2 separate regions of the Homo sapiens genome follow, and region 2 is linked to region 1. Evidence: chromatin loops called from intact Hi-C (ENCODE). Cell type or tissue: heart left ventricle. All regions are shown on one strand. Each heading gives the region's core, and the rest is flanking DNA. Links, peaks and the distances in the headings are about the cores only. Region 1 has its middle 38 kb from the start of ZNF396. Region 2 holds the start of LOC124904285 (a long non-coding RNA gene).

Region 1 (5,388 bases), core at 102-5,101:
ACAAGGAGGAAGCAAGTTTTTTTTTTTCAAGAAATCTGGACAAGAAAGGGCAGGAAGAGATGGGGCAATAACTGCAGAGGGAGTGTTCTTATGATGAATGAGGCTTGAGCATGACAGGAAGCCTGCTTTTTCTTTAAATGCTCCTTGGTTGTAGTGTGTTAAAGCCAAGGTAATAATCTAGTCAGACTGCATGGAGGGACTTGCTCAGGTTTCTCCCTCTGACACGATGGTAGCAGGCACCTAAGCACATGCATACCACAGTGCTAGTGGTTCTTTGACAAACCTCTGCCCCAAGAGAGTCTAGGCTGGGCAGCAGAGAGTGCCTGTATTATTTAGAAGCACTACAGGCTGATGACAGAGAGAGAGGAGAGAGAGAGAGAGAGAGAGAGAGAGAGAGAGAGAGAGAGAAGAAAATAACTCAACTTAGAAATATCTTTATGTAAATGAAGATTGTTTTTAGAAATCTACCAACACCTAAAAGTTAATTATGCTGGATTTAAAAACAAATATCAAAAACTCCCTGAGCTCTAACAGGCTTGCATAGAGCCCAAGGGTTCTATGGACAACTGGAGTGGGGGGCAGTGGATGTGATGATCTCAGTTTAGGAGAGAGTCCAGCTACAGAGTGCATCTGATCTGATGACTAGGGACATCTTCAGCAGTTCATAAACACGTGCTGTTCTCACCAGCTGCTGGGGAAAAGAGGCTCTGGAAGCTGCCATTTGTTGGTTACAGGCAAAGGAGGTTAACTTGAAAGAAATGGGCATATTTTATATAATACAAGCTACCAGGGAGGATTTCAGAATGGTCTTTGTCTTGGTTAAAACGTGATCAAACACCACCATACCTTAAAAAACAGCTACAATGAAAATTGAATTAATTAATTAAAATTAAATTAGAACAGAAAATTTAACTACTTAAACTAAAGCACATAAATTATGTTTTTAAAGGTCAGATTTCTGCTCCTATTCAAGGTAAACTAACTGATACGTATTTAACCTCCCACCTGAAACAACAACAAAAAAGGGAAAAACACACAAAATATATGAAATAATTGTTTGAAGACACTGGACATCAGGCAACAAAAGACAGTGATCCTTGAGAAAAGGAAAACAAATGATTGCCCCAGCTTATTGGTTTGAGATTTTTAGGCAACAGTACAGGGAAGGAGACCCAAGCAAAGCAAGACCGAACTACATGTTGCCTATAAGAAACCCATTTTAAATATAAAGATAGAAACAAAGAATGCAAATTGGTAATTGCCAAGGGCTATAAGGAGGAGGAAATGAATAGTGACTGCTTAATGGATTTTCTTTTAGGGGGATGAAAATATTTTGGAACTAAATAGAGCTAGTGGTTGTACAACATTGTAAATGTATTAAATGTCACTGAATTGTGCACTTTAAAATAATTACTTTTAAGTTATGTGGATTTCACTTAAAAAAAAAAAAAAGAAAGAAAACTAGGCCAGGTACAGTGATTCACACCTGTAATCCCAGCATTTTGTGAGGCCGAGGCAGATGGATCACTTGAGGTCAGGAGTTCAAGACCAGCCTGGCCAACATGGTGAAACCCAGTCTCTATGAAAAAAAAAATACAAAAATTAACTGGCCATGGTGGTGGGTACCTGTAATCCCAGCTACTCAGGAGGCTGAGGCAGAAGGATTGAACCTGGGAGGCTGCAGTGAGCCAAGATCGTGCCACTGCAGCCTGGGTGAGAGAATGAGGCTCCATCTCAAAAAAACAAAACAAGACAAAACATTAAAACCCAACAAATTAAAAAAAAGAAAGAAAGAAAACTAACGAGACATGCAAGCGTACAAAACCATATAAATAACCAGCTACCTACAGGAGAGCTAGAAAATAAAGTTAAAAGACTCAGTCTTTAAAATAATTATGCTTGTTGTGTTCATTGAGAGATGAAAGATTGAGGATTTTGACAGAGACATATAAAGTATATAAAAAAGAAAATTCTAGAACTGTAAATACAACTATCAAAATTAGTAACTCAGTGGATGGAGTTAGGTGGAGAATAGATAGCTGAAGAGAGAATTCATGAACTTTCAATGGATCAGAAGACAATATCCAGAGTACAATATTGGGAGATGAAAGATAGAAAAAGCAGAAGCTGGGGTAAGAGACAAAGAAGTTAGACAAAGAAGTCCCAGAAGGAGAAGAGTAGGGAAGTGCAATAGAAGCAGTATTTGAAGAGTTAATAATTGAGAATTTAAAAAAGTTGATTAAAGGTATTAAGCCATAAATTAAGCTGACTTCAAAGCAGAAACAGTGGAATCTGGACACAATGGAATGATGCCTTAAATGCTAAAAAAAAAAAAAAAACAACAAAAAAAAAACTATTAGCCAATGAATACTTTAGGCAACAAGTGCTCCACAGTTCATAAGTGGGAACATTCACTTAGGACAGGAGAGATGTGAAAGGGTCACGGGAGATGGGTAAGGTTTGAGAAGGTCACTAAAGAGGCATTAGCAAGTGATGTTTTACAGCCAAGTGGTCAGGAAATCTCAGGGTCTGAACACTGATTCAGTCTGTTTGGGTAAAACTGAGCTCCTATTACTAGGGGTAGAATGGAAATTGAGGCTAGAAAGGGTCAGTAAGAGCAAGATGGTGAATGATCTCATTTTACAGGTGATAGGAAGTATTGGAGGTGTATCTGTGGCATCTCTACCTTGTTTCTTGGGAGGACACCACTAGTAAAACCTTTCTGACATTTTCCTGGTGTAGGTATAAATCACACTGTCTCTTGCCACTTTACTATGAGTGAAATGAAATTTAGATAAGTGCCAGGTTCAGCCTGCTCTGTACTTTCACTCCCTTGTGAGAACATATTATTGAATTGCCATTTTTAAAGAATCCAGTTGCAATGAATCTTATTTCCTCTTTCATTTGTTCCTCTGGAGCCAGAGTGAGACAGTAGATTAGGAAGGGAAGAGAAAATATAGAAGTTCCCTTTCAAAGTTGCTTTCACATGGCTGACCTTTCGATTTATTTTCTCTCTAAGTACCACACTTATTTTAGTCATAACCTTTCCCTTTTTGTCTCCGTAAGGGCAGACGCTCCTTATAAACCCACATGGTCTTCATCAGCCCACATGAATTCCGTCTTGCTTAACTGTGTTTTTCTCATCTCTGAGTGTCACTCCTATTTGGCTCCCTCCTCCAGAGTCCTACTCTGACACCTCTGGTGCACATCCTTGCATAATTCATAAATCTTAAAAAAAAATCTGTGGTGCTCTTTATCATGTGTTTTAAATCACATTAATGGCAGTGTGCTTTTAGAATCCTGTAATTTGACCTACTGAACCGAAAGTCTAACTTTCCAATCTTTTATCTTTTATTTGCATTTCTTGGGGTTTTTGGTTTTGGTATTATTCACTTCCTTTAAGATTTCTCAACTTTAACTTTTGCTGATTTAAAATTTATGCCATAAATTTGATATAGTACTCCACTTCTAATTGTTGTATGCAATGCGCAGCTTTCCAGACAGGGTATACATAAAGGGGTTTCAGTGCACAGATGTATGTACACATTTAATTGCACTAGTGTCAGGTTGCTGTCCAGAATGGCTGCATCAGTGTTCACTTCCACCATCGAAGCATGAAGTTTTTTATTTATTTTGTTTGTTTGTTTGCTTTTGAGATACAGTCTCCCTCTGTCACCCAGGCTGGACTGCAGTGGCATAATCACAGCTCACTGTAGCCTTGACTGCCTAGGCGCAAGTGATTTTCCATTTGCCTGCTCCTGTGCCAATATCCACTGTTTTAATATTGTGTCTACAGTATGTCTTCACAATTAATTAGTAAGACAATTTGTCCTTCTTTGTTTTTATTATCAAATTGACTTATCAGGCTGGGCACAGTGGCTCATGCCTGTAATCCCAACACTTTGGGAGGCCGTGGTGGGAGGGTTCGCTTAAGCCCAGGAGTTTGAGACCAGCCTGGGCAACATAGTGAGACCTCATTTCTACAAAAGACAAAAGTAAAAATTTAGCCTGGCATGGTGGCGTGTGCCTGTGGTTCCAGCTACTCAGGAGGCTGAGGTGGGAGTATCACTTCAGCCTGGGAGTTCGAGGCTGCAGTGAGCCATGATCATGCCACTGCATGCCAGCCTGGAGGATAGAGTGAGACCATGTCTCAAAAAAAAATTGACTAATCTATTTGAGAATCTTTAGTATTCTACTACATTTTAGAATAAGTTTGCCAAATCTTTAAAAAAAATCTTGTTGCAACTTTAGTAAGGATTACATTTAATTTACAGATTAGTTTGGAAGAAACAACTTTGTAAAGTGTTCTCATTACATCCTTGTACATTTATGTAAATATTCTTTTATTTCATAATTAAAAGCTTTATAGAAATAAAATTGTCATACAAACCGTGCATATGTTTAAAACACACAAATTGGTAAGTTTTGACATACGGATTAACCCATGAAACCATCACAAATATCAAGATAGTGAACAAATCCATAATCCCCTCAGACTTCCTTGTGTCCTTTTGTAATTCCTTTCTCCCATCTCTCTCCACATCCCTGTCTTTGTGTAACCTGTGATGCCCTCTCATCACTATAGATTAGTTTGCATTTTCTAAAGTTTTTAGTTAATGGAATCATACAGGAGGTACTTTTTTGTCTGGCTTCTTTCATTTGGCATGATAATTTTGAGATTCATCCATCTTGTAGCACGAATCAACAATTCCTTCCTGTTTATTGCTGAGTAGTATTCCACTGTATGGATATACCACAATTTATTTACCCATTCACTGGTCAGTGGACAGTTGAGTTGTTTTCAGTTGTTGGCTATTACAAATAAAGCTTCTATGAACATTTGCATAAAATTGTTTGCAGGAACATATGCTTTCTTTTCTTTTGGGTAAGTACATGGGAAAGAAATGATTGGGTTAGAGGGTAGGTATATGTTTAACTTCTTAAGAAGTTGCCAGACTGTTTTTCAAAGTGTTGGTATAATTTTACATTCCCACAAGCAGTGTAAGAGTTCTAGTTCCTTCAAATCCTTACCAGCAGGTTGTATGATTAGTCTTTTTAATTTTAGCCATTCTAGCAGGAGTGCAGAGGTATCTTATTGTGGTTTTAATTTTCATTTTCCTAATTACAAAGATGTTGGGCATATTTTGCTTATTTGCCATTCATGTATCCTCTTCAGTGAAATGAGTGTTTAAGCCTTTTGCCTACTTTTAAAATTGGTTTGTCTGTTTTTCTTTTATTGTGCTTTGAGAAGTCTACATATATTCCAGATAGAAGTTCTTTATTATATATGTAATTTACAAATATTTTCTCCTAGTCTCTGGCTTGTATGTTCATTCTCATAACAGTCTCTTGAAGAACAACTGTTTTATGGATGAGGTCTACTTTATC
Region 2 (5,388 bases), core at 105-5,104, 270 kb after region 1:
CCATCTCAAATATTTTCTTCCCTAGAGAGATTATCCTCATACTTATTGTATGGTGACTAGTTGGAAAGGCATTTGGCCATATTACCACCAATAGCAGAGTTCTCTAGCATAAATTCTGTAAACCAACCTGATCGGAAAAATGTTTTCTCTTTGCTTTGAGGAAGTTGCACCTTTTCTGCTTTTTAAAGTCAGTTGTGAACTTTGGAGGTAAGGTTTATCTTATCCTATATGCTTGCCTGTGTCCTGAGGAGCATAACCTCTTATCTGAACTCTCCAGGATAGCTATTGATTTCATACACCCACATACTCTCCCTTTCCCCTTTTGCCCACTTTTTCTCTTTTCTTCTTCAATTGCCCTTTCCTTTTTAAACTTTTTTTCTTACACCTAATTGTCAGTTTAAGGATCTCTATTTGGCCTTGCAGTTAACAGTCCAGCATTTCTTTTCCAAGTGTGACCCCACTTTCTGCCCCCTGATTAAAAAAAAAAAAAAAAAAAAAGTATAGTCAAAGACCATGGTAATCAACAAGACAATTTGTTTGTGCTTCTGAGGAAATTTCACAATTTTCTGAACTCTACAGCTATTACATATTCTGTGTCTTCTCTCTGTTGAGGTCTGGATTTAATGCTTTCTTTGTATTGCTGATCCTTAAGCATGATTAGAGAAAGAATTGAGTCTAACAGAGTTACTTAGCGAAACATAGGAGCATTCCTATCCTTGGTTAAGTCTGAGCACAAAGGCATTCTCCTAATTCTGCATATAATAAAATAGAGGCAGCTGTAGTCCATTCTCTTGGGGAATATAAAGGCTTCCTTTAGCAGAATGGGTTTATGAGTCAGGGAGCCTCACTGAGAGTGTTCAGTAAGGGTATGTTGAATAAATTTTCCAAATCAAAATTACTTTCATCTGAATAGTGCCAGGCCACACTGGTTTGCATGTTTTCTTTTGTTCATTTTCCAGACTTTTTGAAAAGGCCTTTAGAGAGTTATGTGAAAAAACTAAAAGTACCAGTTCATGTAATTCGAATGGAACAACGTTCTGGATTGATCAGAGCTAGATTAAAAGGAGCTGCTGTGTCTAAAGGCCAAGTGATCACCTTCCTGGATGCCCATTGTGAGTGTACAGTGGGATGGCTGGAGCCTCTCTTGGCCAGGATCAAACATGACAGGTAATTTTCTGGTGTCTGTAAGTTTGCTTTTAGTACATTTGTCCTAAACTATATGGTGAGTTGCCAAATTCTATATTTTTTAAATAAATATAAAAGTAATTTCCTCCCAAGTTTGCTTTAAAATATCCGTGAAGAGGACTCTAAAGGAAATATCCAGAAGACCACATTCTGAAGCCTGGCAGGAATGTTTGCAAACTGTTGTACTAATGAGGAGTGATTAGGAAGCATGTCATTGGAATGTATACTATATGCTGTGTTCACCAAGCTGGAGCAGAACAGATAGATGGTGAACTCAGGGAAGACAGCATAAAACCCTTCACTTGTCCTTGCACTCTAAAGCTAATGCTGGAGCAGGCAGATCCTCTCAGCTTGTAGTGCAGCAAGAAGTAGAAGAGAATGGAGAGAAGCACATTGTGTCCTGAAATGCTTAATTTTGTATGGAAAGCACCATAATCTTAGATAATACAGGAAGAACAGTGGTGTAATGAACACCTGTGGTTATAGTTTTTCATGTTACACATTTTTCAAAGAACTCCCTATTTCTGGCTTAGTTCTTGTGCATCAGGAGAGAACCTGACTTCAGTCTGCTAGACCTATGTTGGTTGAATTTCTGCTTGTCATTGTAATTTGAGGTAGAGACTGTCCATGTTTAGATTTTAGTGGAGTGAACTTTTACTAGTCAAGTGGAACACGGTGGGAGCTAAAGCCACAGCATCTATTCTGTTTGATAGCAAATGCTGGATCTATATTTTTTCCCTTTCAAAGATGAATAAATAGGAAAACTCAGCATTGGGCCAATCAATGGGAAAGTAGAGCAGCTTTAGAAAAGAGAACATTGCCCTGAAGAATCAAAAGAATAGGATATCTGTAAATTATTTTCTTTAAATAATAGATGACGTTTTAGGGAATATTTGCTCGCCTGAAGATAACACACAACCCATAGAGAGAAAGCAAGGTGAGGTGATGACAGAAGTATGGAAGGGAGTCAGCTGAAATAGCAACCACAGTGACTTCCAGTTTGGGCTGCATGGTGGATTCGATATTCTGAATAACTTTTCCAACTGAAAAAGCTGGATAAAAGACAAAACAAATTTTAAATGCATCATTGAGTTGGCACAAAAGGAAGAAATTTGCAAATCTCGAAAAGAAGTGAGAGCAAATGTGCAGTCCAAACACTAAAGCCAGCTTTCGCTGGTAGGGTTTCTGCTGAACTTTGGGGTCACTAAGCTTCTGCCTTGAGAGACAAATAAGATGGAAGGATAGGAGACAAAAACCTAGGTCCTGCCTCAGGTGAGAAGGTTAATAGCAAACACCTGTATAAAGCTGGGCTCTTGAAATCTGTATCTTAGTATAAAGCAAGAATGAAAAATTAATCCCACCACATCAGAGAAAACTTGCCTGTCTCAACCTTGGTATGCAGTGGCAGAGGGGAAACAAATCTCCCCTAAGAATTTGTAAACAATATAGAAAAAGAGGAAACGAACCAAACTCTTTTTATGAGGCTGGTATAACTGTGATATGAAAACCAGAAAAGTACTACAAGGAAAATTACAGTGCAAATCTGTTCATGAATGCTAGTACAAAAATCTCACAATACCAGCAAACTAAACCAGCAATATACACACACACACGTGCACGTATGCGTGTAAAAAACATATCATGATATCATGACTGCTTGGTTTAGCGTAATATTACAAAAACTAATTCGTTTAATACATCCCATTAATGTATTTTTAAAACTGTGATTACAAACTTATTAAACACCTCTGATCACTCCCATAGATAATGAAAAAGGGTTCACTGAAATTTAACATGAATTTATTGTTAGAAAATACTTAGCAAACTATTATACAGTGGAAGTTTACTAATCCAAGAAAGGATGGCTTAAAAAAAAAAAAAAAGCCTTTGCAAGCAGAAATCATGTTAATGGAGAAATGTTGGAAGCATTTTTTAAAAAGATGTGGAAGAAGATGTTAATGCCCTCAATCACCAGTTAGTATTATTAGAAGTCTTTCTTAGGTTTTGCAGTACTACAGTAAATAAAGAACATTTATTTATTGGAAAAAGGAAAAGCATTGTTGTCAATTGTGTATGTGTTTGTGAAGAAAACGAATCTATACATAAAATAATAGAAACAATAAGAATTTAGCAATGTTGCCAAACACGAGATTACTATAGAAAAGTTCAGGCTAGAGCAGTGGCTCACGCCTGTAATCCCAGCTCTTTGGGAGACCGAGGTGGGCAGATCACTTGAACCCAGGAGTTCGAGACCAGTCTGGCCAACATGGCGAAACCCCAGCTCTACTAAAAATACAAAAAATTAGGCAGTCGTGGTGGTGCATGCCTATAGTCCCAACTACTTGGGAGGCTGAGTCGGGAGGATCGCTTGAACTCAGGAAGTCAAGGCTGCAATGAGCCAAGAGTGCACCATTGCCCTCTAGCCTGGGCAACAGGAGTGAGACTCCATCTCCAAACAAAAGAATGAAAAGTTTATTTCACACCAACAAGGAATACTTAGAAAATATAATGCAAAAAGAAAAGATACCATTCGTAATAGCAATGGCAGTCATAGACTACACATAGGAATATGTTTATCAAAAGATTTACTGAAATTCACGAAAAAATCTTGAGAGAGAAATGGATAGGAAAGTCAATATCATAAGAGTATCAATTCTACCCAAATTCATATATAAATTCAGTGCATTTCCAATTGAAATCTCCACAGAATTTTCTTTGAGAGACTGTACAGGCCGATTCTAGCATTGATACGGAACTGTAAAAAGAAAAAAAATAGTTGGGATGCTTCTGAAGAAGAATCAGATCTAAGGGGGCTTGCCTTACTAGGCGTCAAGACTTATTTTAAAGCTGTGTTAATTATGGCAGTGGTATATTGATGCAGGAATTCACAAATAGACTAGTGAAACAGGGTAGGGTCTAGAAACCAGCTCATTTTTGTATGTAATCTTGATTTATGACAGAGCAGTCACTCATAGTTACAGCAGAAGAAAAAGGGACCATTACATAAATAGTGGTGGAACAACTGGTTATCCATAGAAGAAATAAATGAAGTTGGATACTTACTGTATATCATAGTTAAAATCAGTCCCTTGAAGATTAAAGTCTTAAATATAAAAAACAAAAAAAAAATTTTTTTAATTAGTTGAGTGTGGTGTTATGTGATCCCAGCCGTGGTCCCAGCTACTCAGGAAGCTGAGGTGGGAAGATCACTTGAGGAGGTCGAGGCTGCAGTGGCCCCTGATTGCACTACTGCATTCCAGCCTGGGTGGTGACAGAGTAGTGATACCCTGTTTCAAGGGAAAAAATAAAAAATAAAAACACTTACTATACAATTGTTCTGTAGTTGGCATTAAACAGGAATGTTTTGAAAGATTTCTTAACTTGCTTTTATGACATCAGGAGAACAGTGGTGTGTCCCATCATCGATGTGATCAGTGATGATACTTTTGAGTACATGGCAGGCTCTGATATGACCTATGGTGGGTTCAACTGGAAGCTCAATTTTCGCTGGTATCCTGTTCCCCAAAGAGAAATGGACAGAAGGAAAGGTGATCGGACTCTTCCTGTCAGGTAATTAATTTGTCAGACATTTTGCCTAAAGTGTTATTGGCAGAAGGTTGTGGAGCTTTGGGAATCATATCAAATGGATAAGTGTATTTTGAGAAACGTGAAGCATTCGTATACCTTATGGTAGTTAACAGCCATCTTTCACATATGTGAGTGTTTTAAAGAAGGATTTCTCCTCTAATAAAATTAGAAATTTTTGCTTATTCTATAAATCTAGTGCACATGAGAAATGATGACATGCGTGTTTTTTCATTCCTTTATGAACATTTTGCAAATGCGTCAGATCTGTACTTTAATTCAGTTATTAAGGATAATAATACTTAGCTTAATTAATTGTGTCAGTATGTGAAGATACTACCTAAAACTGGGTCCTTGCATTAAAATGTACAATTTTAAATTCAGACTTGTACCATCTGGATGACAGTTATTGACTGGTAAAGTTAGAAAAGCTTGTGTAAAACATAAAAATAGCTAGAATTGACACAAAATATAAAAAAATTCATTAATCCATTTATTCTCTGATTTTTTTTCTCTACTTGGTCATATATAGATTTTTTTTTCAGGATGGAATAAAAATCTTCATGCTCTTTTTAGAACATGAAATTGAGACCTTTGAGCTCTTCTGAGCCATCCTAG

The links. Hi-C counts contacts between places; a loop is a spot of excess contacts. Peaks named below come from ENCODE experiments on the same cell type or tissue, not always from the same donor. Only the 100,000 strongest peaks of a DNase experiment are listed, where the experiment ranks them.
Region 2: a loop joins it to region 1, with 2.2 times the contacts of the local background. A loop is called at or near these places in 8 of 110 quality-filtered maps.

What each region holds. Positions count from the first base shown.
Region 1 is chr18:35,412,678-35,418,065 of GRCh38, forward strand. No RefSeq gene overlaps it. Among named protein-coding and RNA genes, the nearest start is that of ZNF396, 38 kb to the left of the region's middle. In heart left ventricle, for the core only: no CTCF peak of the experiment used is centred there; no DNase peak of the experiment used is centred there.
Region 2 is chr18:35,682,432-35,687,819 of GRCh38, forward strand. It overlaps GALNT1 (polypeptide N-acetylgalactosaminyltransferase 1), which reads left to right. Exons shown (of 12, transcript NM_020474.4): 5 at 960-1,167; 6 at 4,585-4,755. It overlaps LOC124904285 (a long non-coding RNA gene), which reads right to left and starts at 4,500. Exons shown (of 2, transcript XR_007066342.1): 1 at 4,249-4,500; 2 at 3,636-3,940. In heart left ventricle, for the core only: no CTCF peak of the experiment used is centred there; no DNase peak of the experiment used is centred there.